Regions from separate parts of the Homo sapiens genome. Here region 2 is linked to region 1. Evidence: read pairs that join two places in POLR2A ChIA-PET (ENCODE). Cell type or tissue: A673. All regions are shown on one strand. Links, peaks and the distances in the headings refer to the core of each region. The heading gives the core; the rest is flanking DNA.

Evidence for each region. ChIA-PET counts read pairs that join two places held together with the same protein. Peaks named below come from ENCODE experiments on the same cell type or tissue, not always from the same donor. Only the 100,000 strongest peaks of a DNase experiment are listed, where the experiment ranks them.
Region 2: POLR2A ChIA-PET joins it to region 1 with 12 read pairs; 5 of 35 experiments call an interaction of 5 or more read pairs at or near these places.

The regions. Positions count from the first base shown.
Region 1 is chr1:113,857,378-113,860,299 of GRCh38, reverse strand. PTPN22 (protein tyrosine phosphatase non-receptor type 22) reads left to right here. Exons shown (of 21, transcript NM_015967.8): 2 at 840-948; 3 at 1,222-1,298; 4 at 1,727-1,822; 5 at 2,524-2,562. The region is part of intron 3 of AP4B1-AS1 (AP4B1 antisense RNA 1); the gene reads right to left. Among named protein-coding and RNA genes, the nearest start is that of PTPN22, 13 kb to the left of the region's middle. In A673, for the core only: no CTCF peak of the experiment used is centred there; no DNase peak of the experiment used is centred there; H3K27ac peaks cover 910 bases.
Region 2 is chr1:113,965,293-113,968,214 of GRCh38, reverse strand. It overlaps HIPK1 (homeodomain interacting protein kinase 1), which reads right to left. Exons shown (of 16, transcript NM_198268.3): 11 at 1,943-2,085; 12 at 267-449. Among named protein-coding and RNA genes, the nearest start is that of OLFML3, 13 kb to the left of the region's middle. In A673, for the core only: no CTCF peak of the experiment used is centred there; no DNase peak of the experiment used is centred there; H3K27ac peaks cover 132 bases.

The DNA.
Region 1 (2,922 bases), core at 272-2,771:
AATAATAGCTAGTAATACAATAGAACAATTATGATAATCTACAGTAATAAAAGTTATGTGAGGCCAAGGAAGGTGCATTGCTTGAGCCCAGGAGTTTGAGACCAGCCTGGGCAACATGGTGAAATCCCTTCTCTACTGAAAATATGAGAACTATCCAGGTGTGATGCTTGTGCCTGTGGTCCCAGCTTTCAGGAGGTAAGGCTGAGGTGGGAGGTGAGGCTGAGGTGGAAGAATCACCTGAGCCCAGAAAGTTGAGGCTGCATTGAGCTGTGGTCAAGCCACTGCACTCCAGCCTGGGTGACAGAGTGAAACTTTATCTCAAAAAAAAAAAAAAAAAAAAGTGACTGCTTTTGGAACTGAAATCTTTGAAATTTTGCTAGATATAGAGAAATTTTATTCAGCTTAAGCTCCACTTCCACTTAGAAAAAAAAGCGATCTGAAGTAAAAAGACTAATAGAACTTAATTATTTTCCAGTTGACCATTTAACTAAAAAGCAGTTATAAAGAAAGTAAATTAAGCTTTTAATATCTGCCCATTGGGTGGAGCATATAGCTTGCTTCCAGAAGATATTTGGTTCTTAAAATATTCACAAGTTTCACTTTTAAGTTCACGCTATCTATGGCTCAGCTGCAGTAAGTGTGATCTTTTCACTTCCCCAAATGTCACTGAACTCAGGTCTCCTTATGCTCTGCAGCTCTGTCCTGAACGGAGTCAGAACCAGAAGATAATAAAAGGGTTGAGGTAGAATGTTTTGCCAGTGGAAAAGGAAAGCTCTTTAGAGATAGCTTCTTACCTCATTTCTCTAGGAAGATTAATTTTTCTTGGAATCTTATTACAGAAGCTGAAAAGGCAATCTACCAAGTACAAGGCAGACAAAACCTATCCTACAACTGTGGCTGAGAAGCCCAAGAATATCAAGAAAAACAGATATAAGGATATTTTGCCCTGTAAGTTCCATTTCTCTCTATAAACTCATACTTTCTCCCAAATTCAATCATTACTATCTCTTTGTACCCATTGCTTACTGATCCTGATCTTGGAACATGGCATTGACAACTTAGTTTGTACTATTTATGACTGCAAAAGAATATTCATTCATTCATTCATTCATTCACTCACTTGTTCACTCATGAGCATACACTATTCACAGTGTTAGGCCCTGATTTAAATCTGCTGACTAAGCCCTCTTAATTGTACTATGTCTGTCTTTTGTATTATAGATGATTATAGCCGGGTAGAACTATCCCTGATAACCTCTGATGAGGATTCCAGCTACATCAATGCCAACTTCATTAAGGTACAGTGAAAGAAAATAAAAGCATTCCATATTTCTCTAGATACCCAAAAAAAGGGGAGGGCTGGCTGGACTCAGTGGCTCATGCCTGTAATCCCAGCACTTTGGGAGGCTGAGGCGGAAAGATCACTTGAACGCAAGAATTTCAGACCAGCCTGGGCAACATATGAGACCCCATCTCAACAAAAAGTTAAAAAATTAGCCAGGTGTGGTGGCATGCGCTTGTAGTCCCAGCTACTGGAGAGGCTGAGGAAAGGGGATTGCCTGAAGCCAGGAGGTCAAGGCTGCAGTGAGCTGTGATTATGCCACTGCACTCCAGCCTGGGTAACACAGTGAGACCATCTCAAAAAAAAAAAAAAAAGGAAGCGGAGGACTAGGTGAGAACAGGGTATTATTTGTAGTCACCCCGTGTAATTTCTGTTCCCCTTTAGGGAGTTTATGGACCCAAGGCTTATATTGCCACCCAGGGTCCTTTATCTACAACCCTCCTGGACTTCTGGAGGATGATTTGGGAATATAGTGTCCTTGTAAGTATGGTGTTGCTTTTGTTACTTTATTCTCTACTTTATTAAAAACAGTGCTTTTAAAAAATTGGTCAGTGGAACTTCAGGGTTCAGGCATCTTTTAGTCAGAATCACAATGCCATTCTTGTCCAAGGAAATGAAAGTTCTCAGCCAGGTGTACTCTGGGAGGCCAAGAGGGGTGGATAGCTTGAGCCTAGGGGTTCTAGACCAGCCTGGGCAACATTGCAAAACCCTGTCTCTACAAAAAATACAAAAATTAGCTGGGAGTGGTGGTGTGTGCCTGTAGTCCCAGCTACTGGGGAAGCTGATATGGGAGAATCGCTTGAGCCCATGAGGTTGAGACTGCAGTAAGCTGAGATTGTGCCACAGCACTCCAGCCTGGGTGACAGAATGAGACCCTGTCTCAAAAATAAATAAGTTTTAAAAAATAATAAAAATAAATTTAAAAATGAGAAAGTTCTTACCTTGACAGGCTCATTTGGTAACAAGATTACTGGTCTGAACAGAGAAAGGGGAAGTATTGTCAGAATGAAGGAAGAGTAGCAGCAATATTTTATAAGTCACCAGGATTTATTTTTTGGTTAAAAAAAAACGACAAAACAGAAAAAAGAACGGTTAATACTTTCTGAGTCTGGGATCCATGTATTAACTGCTCTTTCTAACTATATATGAATGTTTAAGTTTCTATCTATTTCATCCCCCAGATCATTGTTATGGCATGCATGGAGTATGAAATGGGAAAGGTAAGTTACTTTCTAGTACCTGCTGACCTTAAAACAAAGGAAAGAAGAAAAAGGAGAGGGAAATTGGCAGCAGAACTTACCTGAGTGTACCTAGATAAAACTTATGTCATCTTCATAGTTTTCAGTTTGGGAATGCCACGTGATTCTCAGAGGATTTTTTTTTTCTCCTAAGAATCCTATTTGTTTGTTTTCTCAGTAGACCCTATGTTTTACAGTTAAAAACAAGGTATGCTTTTAAGATTAACAAATCACTTGCCCATTTCTATTAATTAGATATCTTTAACTGCCAGCCAGAGCTTTTAATCCTGTGCCGTCCAATATTGCATCCACCAGCCACATACAGCTATTGAGCATTTAAAA
Region 2 (2,922 bases), core at 201-2,700, 110 kb before region 1:
ATCCCAGGATTAAATTTCACTCTGTAAAGTAAAATAAAAACATCATAAAATGCCCTAGATTCAAAGTGGCAGCAGAGACAAAGGACCATCATAAAACCAGGACACACCTGGTGTACATGCCCAGATGAAATGATTTGCTCTTCCTCAATTTGGCAGCTACTTGCTGCTTCATATCTATATTATATGTCTATACAATATTCCAAATGCAAGGCAACATATCTCTCAAACTGGCACAGTTTTAACTATCAGCTGTAACACAGACTCACTTGGAAGAGACTGGAGCTGACTGCTTATTCTTCTTCGAAGGGAGGGAACTGGATTGTTGTTGTCTGACAACATGGGCAACACCAACATTCAGAGGCTGAGCAGTGGCCAATGTCACATGGTTAGTCAGCAAGGATGGCTGCTGCATGATAGTGCTGTACTGGTTGCCATGAGAGTGGGCATTCCTGTACCAACAGAAAGAAAGAGAAGAGTGAATTCCAAAACCACTGAAGAATCAGGACCAAACAGACATCAAAAGCAATTAGCCAAAATGCAGCTGCATTTTATTTTTTTAAAGTTGAGCACCTACCATCTGATAAGGGATTAATAACCAGAATACGTAAGCAGCTCAAACAACTCTATGGAAAAAAATCTAATAATACGATCAAAAAATGGGCAAAAGAATTGAATAGACATTTTCCAAAAGATGACTTACAAATGACAAACAGGCATATGAAAAGGTGCTCAACATCTCTGATCATTAGAGAAATGCAGATCAAAACTGCAATGAGATATTATCTCACCCCAGTTAAAATGGCTTATATCCAAAAGACAAGCAATAATAAACACTGCCAAGGATATGGAAAAAAGGGAACAATTGTACACTGTTGGTAGGAATGTAAGTTAGTACAACTATTATGGAGAACAGTTTGGAGGTTCCTGTAAAAACTAAAAATTGAGCTACCATATGATCCAGCAATCCCACTGCTGGGTATATACCCAAAAGAAAGGAAATCAGTATATCAAAGAGATACCTGCACTCCTATGTTGCAGCACTGTTCACAGTAAGATTTGGAAGCAGCCTAAGTGTCCATCAACAGATGAATGGATAAAGAAAATATGGTACATATACACAATGGAGTACTACTCAGCCACAAAAAGTACACGTTGTCATTTGCAACAACATGGATGGAACTCAAGATCATCATGTTAAGTGAAATAAGCCAGACACAGAAAGACAAACCACATGTTCTCACTTATTTATGGGATCTAAAAATCAAAACAATTTAATTCATGGACATAGAGAGTAGGATGGTTACCAGAGGCTGGTAAGAGTAGTGGAGGGCTAGTGGGGAGGTAGGGATGGTTAATGGGTACAAAAAAAAAAAAAAAAGAATAAGAACTACTATTTGATAGCGCAATAGGTGATTATAGTCAGTAATAACTTAATTGTACATTTTTAAATGACTTAAAGAGTGTAATTGGATTATTTGTAACTCAAAGGATAAATGCTTGAGGGGATGGACACCCCCTTTTCCATGATGTGCTTATTTCACATTACATGCCTGTGTCAAAACATCTCATGTACCCCATAAATATATATACCTAGTATGTAATCACAAAAATTAAACATTAGAAAAAAAGAATTTTCATTATAAAAGATAAAGTTGGGGACCTAGATTACAAGGCTTTAGGATCTCACTGTATGGTTTCTAATCACTTAAGACTCTCTTTAAAAAATCTAGAAGAAATGATTCCTGACCTTCAGAACCTACTGCTTTCCTATATTCAAAGTTTTCTTATAACACCATCTCCTAGCCTGATATGGGTTCTTAAAGGATTCCAACAGTGTCAAATTTTCCTTTATTTTCTTACTAGTCTCTCTCCTTATTACCAAGTGCTCCCACCCTATGGGATCGGCCCTTACAAATCTCCCAGAGTAACACAGGACACTTGCCTCCAGTCAGCTAGCTGCTGTCCACTCCCCATGGCCTCTGGAATCATTGCTGTGGGCTGGACAGAGTTGTGTAGAGCTACCCCAGGCAACTGTTGCCAAGTTGAAGGCAGGAGAATTTGCTGAGTCCCTCCAGGCCACGCCTGCTGTAAGGAAACACACATAAAAAACATCCAGACTTGATTCATTCTTGGCTTTTTCTTCTGTTTTTTTAAAGAAAGAAAAATTCATATCTTAAAAGAAGTTGCTTGTAGATTGTTAACTTGCAGAGATTAAAAAAGAAAGGTCAGAGGGGCTCAAGCTACAAGTCTTATGAATGGGGAAAGAAAACATACTGCTTTCTCTTGCTCACCCCCATAACCTGACCACCCGGGTATTAAAGAAAAGAAGATCCCTGCGGTTAAGAGCTTCTATTATACTGTAGAGAAAAGGAGTCTGAGAGTTCAGAGATAAGAGCTGGTTAAATGCTGGAGTTTCATTTTTGCAACAATTCTAAAATAAATCCCTAGAAAGAGTTAAGAGGACTCCCTGGAGATTAAAATTTTTTAATCTGACTGCCAATCAGATAAGGTATCAGATCAATTCAACCCATAAAACAAAAGGCAGAACTGTTCCCTTTTTTAAAAGGGTAGTATTTGGAAAATGGAGCCAGATGTGGATGACCAAAGGCCTAATCCTTTTGGGGAAAAAATCTTATGCCAGCAAGAAAAAGCTAACTTCATCATTTATAGCCACATAATGGAATTTCAAAATAAGGCAAAAAGTAAGATGTTTTAGAAGCAGAAAGCATCATACTTTGTTTCTAATAGTTACCTAAAATATGTTTTTATGTATCATTTGCAGGAATATTTCCACATAAAAACTAATCACTACAAGAAAATACATGATTTCTAGTTTTAAAAAAGCCATGTCACTTGCAATAAACTGAGCAACAAATGTTTTCTGTACTTCTTCCTCACAGAAATTCTGGCATTTTTTGAAAA